Linked DNA regions of Homo sapiens: region 2 is linked to region 1. The links are chromatin loops, found by intact Hi-C in ENCODE. Cell type or tissue: heart right ventricle. All regions are shown on one strand.

Region 1 (8,000 bases):
AGACTGGGACGTGAACTGACAACATTTATGATTCTGGCAGCTTGACATCACCCAACTGTTCTCTTTGTTTGGTTTTGCTTCAGACTTAGTTTAGTTTTGTTTTTTAAGGGCTGGGGTGGAGGAGAGGGATTTGCTCTTGCAGTTTTCCTTTCAAACCAAACTCTTTCAAAGCCTTTTGCAAACTCTTTTATGGATTTTACTCACTGGTTGAGCAAGAGTTACTTATGAGATGTGGCTTCGGCATTTTCACAGTGTCCATAAAAAAATGTATATTACTATGCATTGCACATTTGCCACTTAGAATTTCTGAATGCAAATTAATCAACTTGCAGCTGTGACTAACAATAAAACACAGGATAATGTACCTACAGAAATGAGGGCATTGGAAATCCGCTCTCAGGTGGCCATCGAAAATAGTCAGCCTGAGTGTTGCTACCTGTTTTCCATAATTGTGTAGCTTTGCCTTTCCTTAGTTAATCTGTTCAATAAACTCCTCTGCAGAATCCAAATGCTTAAATTCAGTTTCTTTTTGTCTTTATGGTGTTTTTCATTGTTAACGTGGCATCGGAGTAGCTCGACTTTTGCATCATGATAAATTCATAACCCAAGAGAAGGCAGAAAACATAATTATTATCAATTGCCTCTCTCCTGGAATTGCCATTGGCTGAGTGGAACAAAATACGAACTTAAGGAGTAGCTGATTCAGAGAAATCCAGGGTAGGAACGGGTCCCATCTTGATTTCAATGTCTTTTTTGAGGAGGCCTTCCCATTGCACTTCTCTTCAAGTTTGCCCAGATAGTAAGTTCTACTAGACATGTCAATTTTTTCTGAGGTCTAATCTTGATTTTTTTTTTCCTGCACAATATGGAATTCAGTGTTTTTATTTAATCATTCAGTAAGTCTTGACTGCCTGCTATGGAGGTTAAGCCCTTTACTAAGTTCCAAGGATGTACCTGTGAATAAGGCAAGTTCCTTTTTATCATTGTCTTTGCAGTCTATTAGGGGCTACACAATTTAAACAGAGAATATATATAAAATGGTAGAAAGTACAAGTAAGTATACCTTATTTTTTTTAAAAAAATGAATGTGGTATTTCACCCACAGCCTCAAGAATCACTTTCCTTAAAATTGCCAGAGTAGGAAAACTTACAATTGAAGAATTTCAGGTATTTATGGGAAAAATAGTATTAGGGCAATTGCGGTCAAACACATTCGTCTGTTCGTTCAATTACAGCAGTAAGGATGGAAGTCTAAAGAGAGTTTCTACGTGATCTTATTTATCCTGCATTTATAAATACACAAATTCTTGTACAATTAACTCAGTTTTTCACTCCTTTCTTGCTTGCAACTTGTCAGGTCGTTCCCTCCCCAGTAGTTGTGAACTTCTTTATGCTAGCTTCTTCCATCAGGGGCTCACAACCAGGGACTGTAGAGGTTTGCAGAGGTAAATCTTGGTAGATAAGGATTTTATGAAAAGGGAGCTCACTGTTGGTGAAAAATCCTTGTTTCTACAGATTTTGGGTCAAGATAAGAAAAATTAACTTTTAAAATCTGAGGAATTTGGAGATTATCTCCAGGGGCTGAATATATTTTTATGGGAGAAATAAAATGGATAGTTTTAAACTTGAATTTAGTTTTTCCTAATGGAGGCCCTTTTGAAGATCAAATGGGATCTGTAAAAACTCTTTGAAAAATGTAGACTGCTTCTTATGTGATTCTTACTGGTCTATTATTTATCAAGAAATTAAAAAGGAATGAATATCTGTAGCTGTTTTTCTTTTTCTTTCTTTTCTTTTCTTTTTTTTTAAGATGGAGTCTCGCTCTGTCACCGGGCTGGAGTGCAGTGGTGCTATTTCGGCTAACTGCAATCTCTGCCTCCTGGGTTCAAGCAATTCTCCTGCCTCAGCCTCCCAAGTTGCTGGGACTACAGGCGTGCGCCACCATGCCCAGCTAATTTGTAATTGTTTGTTTCTAAAAGGATATTCAGTGCTTCCACTGTCTTTTAGAAGTCTGTAGAAGGAAGGCCAAGAAAGAAATACCCATTATTTTGGCTGAAGATGATCACTTTAGCTGAAACCAGTTCAGGTTCAAACTCAGACATTGGTGCTATTTTCATATATCTGAAATGTTCTGAAAAGATTACTGACGATCAACATGCTGAACTGACATTTCACAGATATGCAGATTTATTCATCTCTGTTCAAGGTATGCCTTTTCCAATCATAATAGCCACGTAGAGGACATTAAACAAATATTTTATTGTGGTAAAAACACTTAACATGAGACCTACCCTTTTAACAAATTTTTAAATATATAATTTATTATTATTGTTGACTATAGGTAAAACAGGACATTTTTAACGTGCTGTGGTGGCCTATTGGACTTTCAGCCTCCCTGGGTGTATTTCGCTGTATATGTGTACCATGTCAGCTTACCCTAGAATTTGAAACATTTTCCTTTGATGATTAAATTTTTTTTTTTTTTTTTTTTGAGATGGAGTCTTGCTCTTTTGCCCAGGCTGGAGTGCACTATCGCGATCTCGGCTCATTGCAAGCTCCGCCTCCCGGGTTCATGCCATTCTTCTGCCTCAGCCTCCCGAGTAGCTGGGACTACAGGCGCCTGCCACTACACCTGGCTAATTTTTTTGTAGTTTTAGTAGGGATGGGGTTTCACCGTGTTAGCCAGGATGGTCTAGATCTCCTGACCTGGTGATCCGCCTGTCTTGGCCTCCCAAAGTGCTAGGATTACAGGCGTGAGCCACCGTGCCTGGCCTGATGATTCAGTTTTTACCCCAAGATGCAGTATGCCTCAGTCTCACTAAAATATGCCAATATGTTCTTCTTCTTGAGGATCAGGGCTGATTTCTTCTACTGGGAAAATGTATCCCCTGTGTTTGGCCCCAGAGGCATCAGGGTAACCTGCTCTCTTCCATTCTCAAAGCAGAAACAGTGTTCCTAACATTCTAAGCCTGGGAATAGGATGGCAGGTCGTGGGACCAGCATTTTAATTACCTAAAGGGAACTTATTGATTTTAGTCCAGAACACGGTGGGGAGGAGTTCATATTCTTTTTTTTTTTTGAGTCTGGATTTTAGAATAAATTCACTGTGTACATAGCTATTCCATCTTTAAAAACCTTTGTGAATGTTAATATACAGCCTTTATAAATTTGAGGTATAATGTTCAAAATGCTCTAATCCCTAAATTTTCCAGTCTAGGTTATTATACTTTTATGACTATTCATTTTGATGTAGGCCTTTTAAAATCAATTCCTCCCTGTTATTACAATGCTGCTTTATGGTATTTGTGATATATCATATGAATATACTTGAGGGTCATGAGAAGTTCATATGTGTGTGTGTAGTGTGGGCCCCAGACTTTCGCCATACCGCTGGCTAAAGTGGCCATGTTTTTGTACGTCTCTGCAGAGCTTACAAGTTATTCAACAGCCAGATTTCTATTCTGATATGCCCTTTTAGTTTTCAAAGCATCGAAAAAGGGTAATCTTTAGAACCGAAGTATTTGGAAAACTCCTAGACTTGAATAAGGTATTTTTGAATTTGAAGAGCTAAGAACCCATCAAATCAAAATGCTAATAATTCTTCCAAGTCAAAAGGTAACTCTCATTTTATTATGCATTGACCACCATTCACTTTCTGTTGGACTGCTTTTGGAAAAAGAACCACAAGTCTCTATTTTTAAAATAGAGGTACAATGATAAAACAAAACAAAACAAAACAAAAAAACAACAAAAAAAAACCCACACAGGTCTCATCAGCCAAGGGATTTAAAAATCAAATTTAACTTCAAAAAACTGAAGTTGATATAGCAGGATCTTGGAGATGCAGTTTCTTCACTTTTCTTTTTTTTCTAACTGAGGGATTAAGGATATAAACCCAACTTCAAATTTCTTTCTGGGTGGTCTTGAAAACTTAACAGTAGGTCCTGTAAAGAGGTGGGGGAGAGGAAAAAGAAATCCTTTACTCTCATCTGCTGGTTTTAAAATGAGAAAAATACACACACACACGTAATGATGTTCGTGATGTTAATGGAGGGAAATATCATAAATAATTAAGAATTTAAAATTATTATAAAATATTTAGTATTATTGTTGTTACTGTTATTAGTAGGAAGGGGCCTTGCCATGCTTCCTTTCTTCAAACAGCTCAGTACTTTAAAATCGAGTGTGGCTGTGTTTGTCAGTCGTGGTTTGTGTTCTTTGATTTGTTCTGCATGTTCTTCTTTTGGAGAGGATGTGTCACTTTGCCAATCTTGGTCCTTGCTGTTGTCTGGTGGAGGGAAACAAGCCTGCCAGGCCGGCTCATCTGACCCCTGGTGGCAGGGAGTGGAGGTGCACTCAGGATGCTCTTGGGGAATCATAAAGGAGGTTAAAGAAAGGGACAGCAGAACCCTGACAATCCTTGCCCCTAAGCATGGAAAAGCCTCCGGACCGGGTCTGGAGTGCAACAGAGGCCCCTGACCTTGTCTCTAGCTCTCTGTCTGCATCTTCAGCGTGGCTTCACTGGTTTCTAAGTCTCTGGTGTCTTTTGTCTTTTGCAGCCGGCTTGCAATTGCCTCCTTCTAACTCTCAAAAGGATGCATGGGATGGGTTCAGTGTAGTCACTGTTGTGCCTTTTGGACAAGGCTTTCCAGCCAGGCCACCCTGTTTACAAGGCTGTCCTCACGTCATGGGCGCTCATATTGTCCAGACTAGATGGTCAAGGTGATTGGGGGAAGGAAGTCACAGAGCCACCAATTACTAAGGAACTGCCCAGAGATCCTGCCTCACTGGGAACCTGTGAGTGGGCTGGTTTCCCCCAGCAGAGGGGCTGTAGCATAGCAGGTACCCACAGGAGCCTGGGCATGGCCTTTTTCTCTAAAGGGCTGGATAGTCAATATTTTTAGCTTTGTGGGCTTTATGGTCTCTGTTGCAACTTCTCAACTCTCCTGTTACAGCAGGAAAGCAGCCACAGATAATATATAAATGGACGGATGTGTTCCAATAAAACTTTATTTATAGGAACAGGCAGTGGGCCAGATTCAGCCCGTGGGCCATAGGTTGCCAGCCTCTGACTCTGGTGTTCAGATCACAGACTTTGGATGTCTCATATCTGAATCTTTCTAATCTCGTGATAGGGCAAGGTAATTAAAATGTTAATACGTTAGTTTTCTCACTGTCAATGTGTTCTATGACATCATTTATGCAAAGCATACAAAGCTGAGAATAAAGTCTCAGCAAATGCTAGTTTCCTGGCCTCCTTATACATACTTACAAAGGATGGTGGGAGATAGTTTGAGATTTGAGGCCTCTGAAGAATAGGTGTTTTTGTGATGATTTTGGCTTTTCAGTTTGACAGTTGGCTTTGCTTTTTTGACAGACACATTAAGAGCTTCAAGGGTCATTTCATGGTTTGTCCTTTCCATGTCAGGGACACCTTTCACGTGGCCATTTTAAGCACAGGAATTGCCTTCAAGTAGTTTACTCGTACGAACTTGTCTGTAATCATCTTTCCCCATTTGGATGGTGGGTTGCCCATTTTAATTCAAGGTTTGTCTAATGTGTTAGTGCATATTCTTGGCTCAAGCAGGATAAGACACTAGTAACCATGAACCTGTATATCAAAAAGCGTGACTAGAGTTTCATAGTTAAACATGTGCTGAAATCCACAGTGGACACCAGAGAGGGTCATGGAATCTGGGAATGGATGACTTGTCCCATGATGATAATATCTGTGTTCCTACGGCTGGGCCCGGTGGCTCACACCTGTAATCCCAGCACTTTGGGAGGCCGAGATGGGAGGATCACGAGGTCAGGAGTTGAAGACCACCTTGATCAATATGGTGAAACCCTATCTCTACTAAAAATACAAAAGTTAGCCGGTGTGGTGGTGCATGCCTGTAATCCCAGCTACTCAGGAGGCTGAGGCAGGAGAATCACTTGAACCCAGGAGGCGGAGGTTGCAGTGAGCCGAGATCACGCCATTGCACTCCAGCCTGGGTGACAGAGTGAGACTCCGTCTCAAAAAAAAAAAAAAAAAAAAAAATCTGTGTTCTTGCCTGGCTTATTGAGCTCCATGGTAAATGTTCAGAGGCTGCAGGAATGATTCAAAGTCTGACTGATTTATGTGCATTGGGCATTTTGTTGATGTCATTCAGATTAATGATGGCACTGAAAATGTGTAATGGAAATGAGAAGTTTGTATCCTGCCTGCTATACCATGATTCCAATTTAAGAGGGGGTAAAAATATTGCACTTTTTAATCTATTGTTTTTTGAAAGAGACTGTTTAAAACACGTAATTTTGCTAAGTTATGGCTCATATCGTATTTGTTATTTTGGTTTTGAAAAATTGAGTAGGAAGCAATTGCGTTCTTAAATGACTTGAACATCAAAGGCAAGTAGTGTCTTGTTTTAGGAGCAGCCAGGCTCCTATCCCTCTGATCCAGCCAAGTGCTTTCACTTGGTCCCACTCTGGGGAATCACCAGTGGTTCTCACTCTGGGAGAGGCCCCTGGTTGACCTGGAATGACCTAGACCAGCAGTCACAAGCTCCTGCCCATGGACAAAATACAGCCGGTACCTCTTTGGCTATGGCCTGCAGGCTCAGAATAGTTCTTACATTTTCAATCATCTGCAAAAAAGAATAAAGAGGAGAATATTATTTCTTGAAGGAGGAAAATGATATGGAATTCTGATTTCAGTGTCATAAAGTTTTGAATTTCATCAATAAAAAATTTGCAGAAATTTGTTTTTCTCTCCTGTTATGTAAATACCTCTGTAATAGCCTCGGTTTTGCCTCTTGGCTCACAAAGCCTAAGTTGTTTACTATTTAGCCCTTTACAAAAAAAGTTTGCCAGCATCTGATGTCCAACAACAATTTTCAGTCTTTTTTGTAGCTCCCAAATTCTCTCATTAAACCAGATCCCTTGAGGGAAGCCTGGTTTACAAAATAGATTAAGTGATGTGGCTGTTTGGAGCAGGAGGCTGTGGTCTGAGTCTTGCTGGCCTCAACCCTCAACTCACTTCCACACCTTACCTCCTGGGGATAAGGCTGCCTTCGTCTAGAAAGTGCCTCGGTTCCAGCTTGGAAATATCCATGTACAGTCCCTTTTTTGTTATTCCAAAACCCAAAGAGATCTGAAAAGCAAAAACAAATTTATTGTATATTTATAGCAAATTTATTTGGTGGTGAAATTTGACTTCAGCTTTAGCGTCCCTGTTTCTCCTTTCTAGTGTGAATGTTCATTTTGTTTTGTTTGTTTTTTTGAGGCAAGGTCTCACTTCATCACCCAGGCTGGAGTGCAGTAGTGTGTTCACAGCTCAGAGAAGCCTCGACCTCCCGGGCTCAGGCGATCTTCCTGCTGTAGCCTCCCAAGTAGCTGGGACTCCAGGCATGTGCCACCATACCCAGCCAATTTTTGTGTCTTTGTAGAGATGCGGTTTCTCTACCATGTTGGCCAGGCTGAATAATCATATTTTCACTGAAGAAATAGAAATGTCATTGTTATAGGATGTTGCCCCAAACCCCGCAAAGGTATTTTGTAATATGCAGTATATGTGCTAAATTACTTTTTTTGTTGTTGTTGAGATGGAGTTTCGCTCTTGTTGCCCAGGCTGGAGTGCAGTGGTGTGATCTTGGCTCGCCATGATCTCTACCTCCCAGGTTCAAGCGATTCTCCTGCCGCAGCCTCCCGAGTAGCTGGGATTACAGACATGTGCCACCACACCCGGCTAATTTTGTATTTTTAGTAGAGATGGGGCTTCTCCATTTTGGTCAGGCTGGTCTCGAACTCCGGACCTCAGGTGATCTGCCCACCTTGGCCTCCCAAAGTGCTGGGATTACAGTACCTGGCCCAAAATACCTTTCTAACATGGAGGAATTAGGAATACTGAAGGCATCGGCCCCCAAGGGTTTGATGTGCTCTTGTCCCCAAGGCCTGCAGATTTGCATCACCTCTCCACTTCGTGGACTCCTCGTACCTGCCTGATTCCAGGATGCTCT
Region 2 (8,000 bases), 210 kb after region 1:
GCTGGGATTACAAGCACTGGCCACCAAACCCAGCTAATTTATATATTTTTAGTAGAAGCGGGGTTTCAACATGTTGGCCAGGCTGGTCTCAAACTCCTGACCTCAGGTGATCCACCTGCCTTGGCCTTCCAAAGTGTGGTGGGATTCCAGGCATGAGCCACTGTGCCTGGCCTGTAGTTTCTTTTTCTTTTTTCTTTTCTTTTCTTTTTTTTGAGATGAAGTCTTGCTCTGTCACCTAGGCTGGAATGCAGTGGTGCAATCTTGGCTCACTGCAGCCTCCGCCTCCCAGGTTCAAGCGATTCTCCTGTGTCAGCCTCCTGAGTAGCTGAGATTACAGGTGTGCACCACCACGCACGGCTGATGTTTGTATTTTTAGTAGAGACGGGATTTCAACATGTTGGCCAAGCTCGTCTCAAACCTGCCTCAGCCTCCCAAAGTGCTGGGATTACAGATGTGAGCCACTGCACCCAGCCTGTAGTTTCTTATTTAATGTCTGTCCCCCCTTCTCTTGACAGTGGTGTTTTTGCCTTCACACTACTGTATCCCTGGTCCATACCGTAAATGTTCTGTAAATGTTTGTAAATGAATACATGAAAGATGACCAGGTGCTGAATCAGTGAGAGTCCTTAATGTACTTCTTATCATTTATCCCTCTGAGGTAGGCAAGGGATTATAGTTTAGAATGTGTAAATACGTAAAAGATAAGGCAAGGAGACCTGCTGAGAGTCACACAGCAAGCCCCCAAGGTCCCCCAGGCTCATGGTCAAATGACATGTAAGGGACGTATCCAGCGGTGTGGGTATGTTTGGAGGGAATGAATGTAAGGAGAGAGAGGTGAGGCACAGGAGAGACAGGATGAGCTTTAGAGGTAGACAGCTCTCGGGTCCAGCCCTAGCTCTCTCCCATTCTAACTCTTGGGCAAGGTTCAAAACCTGATTAAGATTCATGCATAAAACTGAGATGTTAGAACTACCTCATGGGCTTGTCTTGAGAATTAAAGACGTTATGAACTTAAGGCCTCTACAGTGTGCTAGATGCTTAAGAAATGTTAACTACTATTGTTATTGGCTTGCAGTAGAAATTAAAGATTATGAATGTTCAGCATTCAGAATATACTAGATACTCAATAACCATTATTGCTGTCATTATTAACATTATTTTCCCCAGCTTTACTGAGGTATGAGTGACAAAAATTTCATATATGCGCATGAGTGTGTGTGTGTGTGTGTGTGTGTGTGTGTGGCTGGGCATGGTGGCTCTTGCCTATAATCCTAACAGTTGAGGAGGCCAAGCTGGGAGGATGACTTGAGCCTGGGAGTTGGAGGCTGCAGTGAGCTATGATGGTGCCCCTGCACTCCATCCTGGGTGACATAGTGAGACCCTATCTCTAAAGGAAAAAAAAAATTATATGTATTCGTGGTGTGAAATGTGATGTTTTGATATTCATATGCATTGTGAAATGACTACCACAATCAAGCTAATTAACACATCGGTCAACTTACATAGCTATCATTTTTTGTGTGTGGCAAGAACATTGAAAGTCTAGTCTCAGCAATTTTCAAGTATATAATACGTTATTATTATTACTATCGTTAACTGTATTCACCATGCTGTACAATAGATCTCCAGAATGTATTCATTCTGTCTAACTGAAACTTAGGATCCTTTGACCACTATCTCCCCATTTATCACCCCCTCCCACTTCCCCACTACCAGCCCCTCCTGGGAACTGCCCTCTACTCTCTGCTTCTGTGAGTTTGACTGCTTTAAATTCCACACAAAAAGTGAGATCATAGAGTATTTGTCTTTCTGCGCCTGGCTTATTTTACGATAAATTGATTGCTTCTCTTCCCATTGTTTATAGATACCCATTCTCGTAATGATGGCACTGTGTCTGTCATAGAAGGCCTAATTCTCCCTGTTAACATTGAACATAAAAACCTCATATGGGCCAGGCACAGTGGCTCATACCTGAAATCCCAGCACTTTGGGAGGCTGAGGCGGATGAATCACCTGAGGTTGGGAGTTCGAGACCAGCCTGGTCAACATTGCGAAATTCTGTCTCTACTAAAAAGATACAAAAAAATTGGCTGGCTGGTCATGGTGGCTCATGCCTGTAATCCCAGCACTTTGGGAGGCCGAGCCGGGCGAATCACGAGGTCAGGAGATTGAGACCATCCTAGCTAACATGGTGAAACCCTGTCTCTACCAAAAATACAAAAAAATTAGCCAGGCGTGGTGGTGGGGCGCGGTCGTGGGTGCCTGTAGTCCCAGCTACTCAGGAGGCTAAGGCAGGAGAATGGCGTGAACCCGGGAGGTGGAGGTTGCAGTGAGCCAAGATCGCACCACTGCACTCCAGCCTGCGTGACAGAGCGAGACTCCATCTCAAAAAAAAAAAAAAAAAAAAAAGGCTGTGTGTGGTGACTCGTGTCTATTGTCCCAGCTACTTGGGAGGCTGAGACATGAAAATCACATGAACCTGGGAGGTGGAGGTTGCAGTGAGCTGACATCGCATCACTGCACTCCAGCCTGGGTGACAGAGTGAGACTGAAAAACAAAAAAACAAAAAAAAACCCAAAACTATATGTGCAAGCCTCAGGAACCACTAAGACAGATTACACAATGCTCATCAGAACTCAGCAGGCTTCCACAGTGCAGATTTTAAGCCCTCCAGTTGCCTGTTTTACTGGCACCAAGAACACACCTTAGCTTGGAGGAAACATTGGCCACTTTCTTGTTAAAAACAAAGAGAGGGAAACTAGATCTGCCTTTGTGAGGCTGGAGCACCTCATCAATGTATTTTTTCTGCCTTGCTTTATAGTGTTTTAAATCCGCCTCGGCCTTTGTTCCTGAATGAGCACCCGAGAAGGGGAGAAAGTGACTATCTGGCCTTAGTATGTGTAACAAATTATTTAATGAACATTTAACCAAGATTTGCAATTCCCCTAGTTTTATCTTCCCGGTTTCCTTTTCTTCTGTGTGCCCGTTGGCATTTTGGTAATGTGCTGCCTCTTTATAACTCTTTGTAGCTCTTTTATTACTTTTCTTTTTTCTTTTAAGTTTGTGGTGCCTTCTTTGATCCTCCCCTCTTTCAGTTTCCTTTTCTCCAATTTCATACTTATTTCCAGTGATTTTTGGCTGCAACGCAGTTTAGATATTGGAGGCCAGCGTGATTAAACCGAGGCCAAGAGTTTGTATTGCCCCATGACGATGTTTCTGGAATGTTTCTTCTGTGAACAGTGATTTTTGTATAACTCACTGGACATGTTGATTTTTCCCTGTGAGGTGTAAGGTAATGTTTTCCTAGCAAAAACAAAGAGGGCTGAAACCTGGTGCTCAGAATCGTTTGGAAACGGAACTCCTCTCCCTCTTCTTTTTACACCAAGATAAAGAAATACTTTGCAAATCAGCTGAGCACATGTTCCCAGCTCCGTGCCGGGCTCTGTGGTCATGGGTTTCCTTCTTTATGTCTTACTCATCTAATGTAATTTTAGAGTGTGTTCTCTTTAGATAATTGTGTGTCTCTGAGCAAATCACTTATCCTCTCTGGTCCTCAGTTTTCTTATCTGTAAAATGAATCAGTTAACCAAGAATAGCCATCCCTTGGGTTAATAGAACAGTTTAACTTGAAAGGAAATAAAAAAAGGAGACTAACATGGGCCCACAGACATTGTATTTCATAAATTTTGGATGAAAACTGAACCTACCATCATTTATTAAGAGAATGGATATTTTCATGTCAGAAATTATAGGAAGGATACAGTTATGGGATGAGGAGCAATTCTTTTTTTTTTTTTTTTGAGGTGGAGTCTCACTCTGTCACCAGGCTAGAGTGCAGTGGGGCGATCTCGGCTCACTGCAAACCTCTGCCTCCCGGGTTCAAGCAATTCTCCTGCCTCAGACTCCCGAGTAGCTAGGACTACAGGCGCGTGCCACCACACCCGGCTAATTTTTTGTATTCTTAGTAGAGACGAGGTTTCACGGTGTTAGCCAGGATGGTCTCGATCTCCTGACCTCATGATCCACCCGCCTCGGCCTCCCAAAGTGCTGGAATTACAGGCGTGAGCCACCGCACCCGGCCTATGAGGAGCAGTTCTTTCAATGGAATATATTTGACTTCAGGGAGAACTCACTCAAATGCTGCTGTTACTGTTTTTCCCTTTGTTGGAAGTGATGGGGTTGTACTTGGAATGACTGGCCTAGAAAACCCTACAGGTACCATTTAAGCTCCATAGTTCTTCTGTGTGTGTTTCGGATCCCAGGTTCCAAACCTGCACTAAAACTTGTTGCTGCATCTCACCTAATCGTGTAGTGAGCCAGGTGAGCTCATCTGTGAAATGCAGACCTTTCTGGACGTACCACCTCGTGGGGTGAAGGGAAAGAAATGATACAGGTGTACATCAGGGTATAAGCTGTCCTAGAGTCTGGATTCTTTTTATCCAGAAGCCATTCTTTCAGCCTGTGCCTTTTTGTAAATACCATACCCCATCTATTTCCACAAAGGATTTGGGGCATTAGCGAGTAAAGGGGGAATATGTTCTAGAAGAAGGGCGCTCACCTCAGTAAATTGATGGGTGGGCCACAAAAATCATGTCACAAGATCTTGTTGATGTGCATGCATTCATTCATTCAACAAATATTATTGAGCATCTAACATAAGCCGGGTGCTTTGCTAGGGACAGAATGCTGTACAAGGTCCCTGTCCTCATGGGGACCGTATGTTGGGAAGACAGATGATAGGCATGGAAATGAAGAGACAAACCACTCCGACTTCAGCCCAGGAAGGAGCTTTAATTTGAGTAATTGTTTTCACTAATTCATCTTCACAGAAAGAAATAATATGATCACCTTCGGTTAGTAAACAAAACAAATAGGCAAACAGGTTTACAGGCTGAGGTGGGCTGGATCACTTGAGGCCGGGAGTTTGAAACCAGCCTAGCTAACACGGTGAAACCCTTCTCTACTAAAAATACAAAAATATTATCTGGGTGTGGTGGAGCTTTCCTGTAGTCCCAGCTACTCTAGAGGCTGAAGCATGAGAATCACTTGAACCCAGGAGGTGGAGGTTGCCATGAGCAGAGATCGTGCCACTGTACTCCAGCCTGGGTGATGGAGCAAGGCTCTGTCTTGGGGCGGGGGGCAGGGCAGGGGAGGGGGGAAAGAAGAGAAACAGCTTTACTTACGTTTTTGATGAGCCTAGCCTTTGCTGTGCTTTGGAAAATGGGCTGTGGAATTTGGCTGAAATAGTCAAATGCGTAGCTGGCTGTATGTGGACTGATAACTGGGCTTATTTTGCTTCTTTTAGATCTGGAAAGACTAAGCGCAAAATAGAAATGCTAATGGTATTGATGTGTTTTTCTTCCTTTGGTGTGATAAAAAGGTATCAGTAGGGATCATTCATAAAACTAGTTAGTAAACTATCAGTTTAATGTACAATGGTGAAGAAATACATACATCATACTTGAGACCATGTTCCAGAGAGTATTTTGTAACCTGTGACGCTCTTTTCAAGTCTTAGAGAGGAAGTATGGAAAGAGCATGCGCTTTTGACTGAGGAGGTCTTGGGTTTAAAGGTCGAATTTTGCCACTTACTTTCTCCATGGCCTTGGTCAACATCCTGAAGTCTCAGGTCCTTGTCTGCCTTTGCTTTGACACGAGATGTTGCCTGCCTCAGGCGGTTGTTGCAAGGACTAAAATCAGGAAGGCCTGGAAAGACTTGGAAGCATTTCTGTCACATCCCAGGAACTCCGTAAATGCCAGCAAGTGTTAGATTATTGTGATGATTTTACTACTCCTATTATTGATATTATAATTAATATTATAATTGTTCATTATTACCTTATAAAAATTACTTATGATATGTTTTTCTTACTATTTGGTGAACATCGAGTATAGTACCAAGTGTATACTTTTTTTTTTTTTTTTTTTTTTTTGAGGTGGAATCTCCTGTCTCCCAGGCTGGAATGCAGTGGCATTTTCTCGGCTCACTGCAGCCTCCGCCTCCCAAGTTCAAGCCATTCTCCAGTCTCAGCCTCCTCAGTGGCTGGGATTACAGGCATGTGCTACTACCCCCGGCAAACTTTTATATTTTTAGTAGAGACAGAGTTTTGCCATGTTCACCAGGCTGGACATGAACTTCTGACCTCAAGGGATCCACCTACCTTGGCCTCCCAAAGTGCTGGGATGACAGGTGTGAGCCACTGCCAATTATATACTTATTTTAGGTGTATTATGCTGTGCCCTGTGCTTTTCTTTGTTATACTGGAAGGTCATGATGGCAGGATGTCTTATTTATGCTTCTCTGTACTCTGTCCTGTCCAGTGCCTTTCAGAAGTAAGGTTTTTAGAAAGGTTTGAGTTATTTCCTGTTTTCTGAACCAGACAGGCAGAGTATTTGATCTTACAAAAATCTGGCTCAGTTCAAGTTAGCTGTGTAGCTTTGGAACGGACCCTGGACAGATGGATTTTCTAAAATTACAGAGGAAACTAGATCTGTAACTCTGTACATTTACTCCTGTGCCAGTAACAATGGCAATATTTTAATACTGTAATAAATTTTTTCTTATGCATTTGCTATAAATTAGTAAATCTGTGTAAAGCTGCTTATTGCATCATCATGTAGAATTTCTACATCCTGCAGAAGTTTAAGAAAATTGTCTTCCTTTTACAGACAAGGACACTGAAGTTTAGAAGTGCTAAGTAAACTGTCTTAGATCACTTAGCTAGCAAGTGACAGGGATGGAATTGAATCTGTATTTATCAGAGGTGAAAGTATATGTGTAATTATTCAACTACACTTAGGTAAATATCCGCATACATGCATGCCTCCCCTTAGACTCCATTGTTCCAAAAGGTAATGACAACAAAAATTAGTCGGAGGCGGAAGGAAATGCAAAAGTGGACATTTACTCGAGAAAGAATAAAGAAACCATGCAGGATTCCATTTCACAAACCTCTACAGCTGTTGCTGGGGAGTCAGTGGAGGGGTACTGGAGGAAGGCAGACTTTGTTCTAAGCTACTTAGCAGCCAAGGAAAGCAGAAGAAACTATTATTATTATTTATTATTATTATGTGAGTTGGAGTCTCCTTGTGTCATCCAGGCTGAAGTGCAGTGGCATAGTCTCTGCTTTCTACAACGTCCACCTCCTGGGTTTAATCGATCCTCCTGCCTCAGCCTCCCAAGTAGCTGGGATTACAGGCACCCACCACTACATCCAGCTGACTTTTGTATTTTTAGTGGAGACAGGGTTTCACCATACTGGCCCAGCTGGTCTTGAACTCCTGACCTCAAGTGATCTGCCTGCCTCAGCCTCCCGATGTGTTGGGATTACAGGTGTGAACCACTGCTTCTGGCCTAGAAACTATTATTAATAGAAGTTCTGGGACAACGGCCCTGCTCTCATTACTTGCCCCCAATCCATGCAATGAAATACTGGCCTGTGAGTATGTGGTCCCTTCAGCTCATTTTCTGAAGCTGACCAAAGGAGCACAGTAATGCATAACGGGGGAGTAAAATTCCTCAAGACGAGCAAAAAAGGCAGAAATTAATAAAACTCTATGTATTAGTTATCTATCACTGCATAACAAGTTACCTCAATATTTAGCAGGTTAATACAATGCACATTCATTATTTTATAGCCTTTGTAGATTAGGAACCAGCCATTGCTTAGCTGGACCATCTGCTTTAGAGTCTCACAGGCTGCATTCAAGGTGTCCACTGGGCTGGGGTCAACTTCTTACCGACAAAGCTGGTGCCCCAAAAGAATGGGGTCTTATCCTGTTGGGTGTCATGAAGCCAACACACAAAACCGAAAGTAGTGTCAAGCAGTACAGGCTTTATTCAATGGCCATGGAATTGAGAAGCAGGAGCATGGCTCACAAATTCACAAATCAGCTTCTCCACTAATGAGGGGTGAGGAAGTTAAAATATAGACTTTGTTGTTGTTGCTGTTTTAATGAAGAGGCTGGACATTAAAATCAAGGGGAGGAATAATCATGTC

The links. Hi-C counts contacts between places; a loop is a spot of excess contacts. Peaks named below come from ENCODE experiments on the same cell type or tissue, not always from the same donor. Only the 100,000 strongest peaks of a DNase experiment are listed, where the experiment ranks them.
Region 2: it touches region 1 in a loop (2.4-fold over the local background); 16 of 110 quality-filtered maps call a loop at or near these places.

The regions. Positions count from the first base shown.
Region 1 is chr16:78,231,054-78,239,053 of GRCh38, forward strand. The region is part of intron 5 of WWOX (WW domain containing oxidoreductase); the gene reads left to right. WWOX-AS1 (WWOX antisense RNA 1) reads right to left here. Exons shown (of 4, transcript NR_184272.1): 2 at 7,035-7,135; 3 at 6,579-6,629; 4 at 3,609-3,944. Among named protein-coding and RNA genes, the nearest start is that of WWOX-AS1, 6.7 kb to the right of the region's middle. In heart right ventricle, CTCF peaks have their summits at 4,337 (motif pointing left) and 4,536; DNase peaks (open chromatin) are centred at 4,338 and 6,516; H3K27ac peaks cover 1,037 bases.
Region 2 is chr16:78,440,749-78,448,748 of GRCh38, forward strand. The region is part of intron 8 of WWOX (WW domain containing oxidoreductase); the gene reads left to right. Among named protein-coding and RNA genes, the nearest start is that of WWOX-AS2, 55 kb to the right of the region's middle. In heart right ventricle, no CTCF peak of the experiment used is centred here; no DNase peak of the experiment used is centred here; H3K27ac peaks cover 516 bases.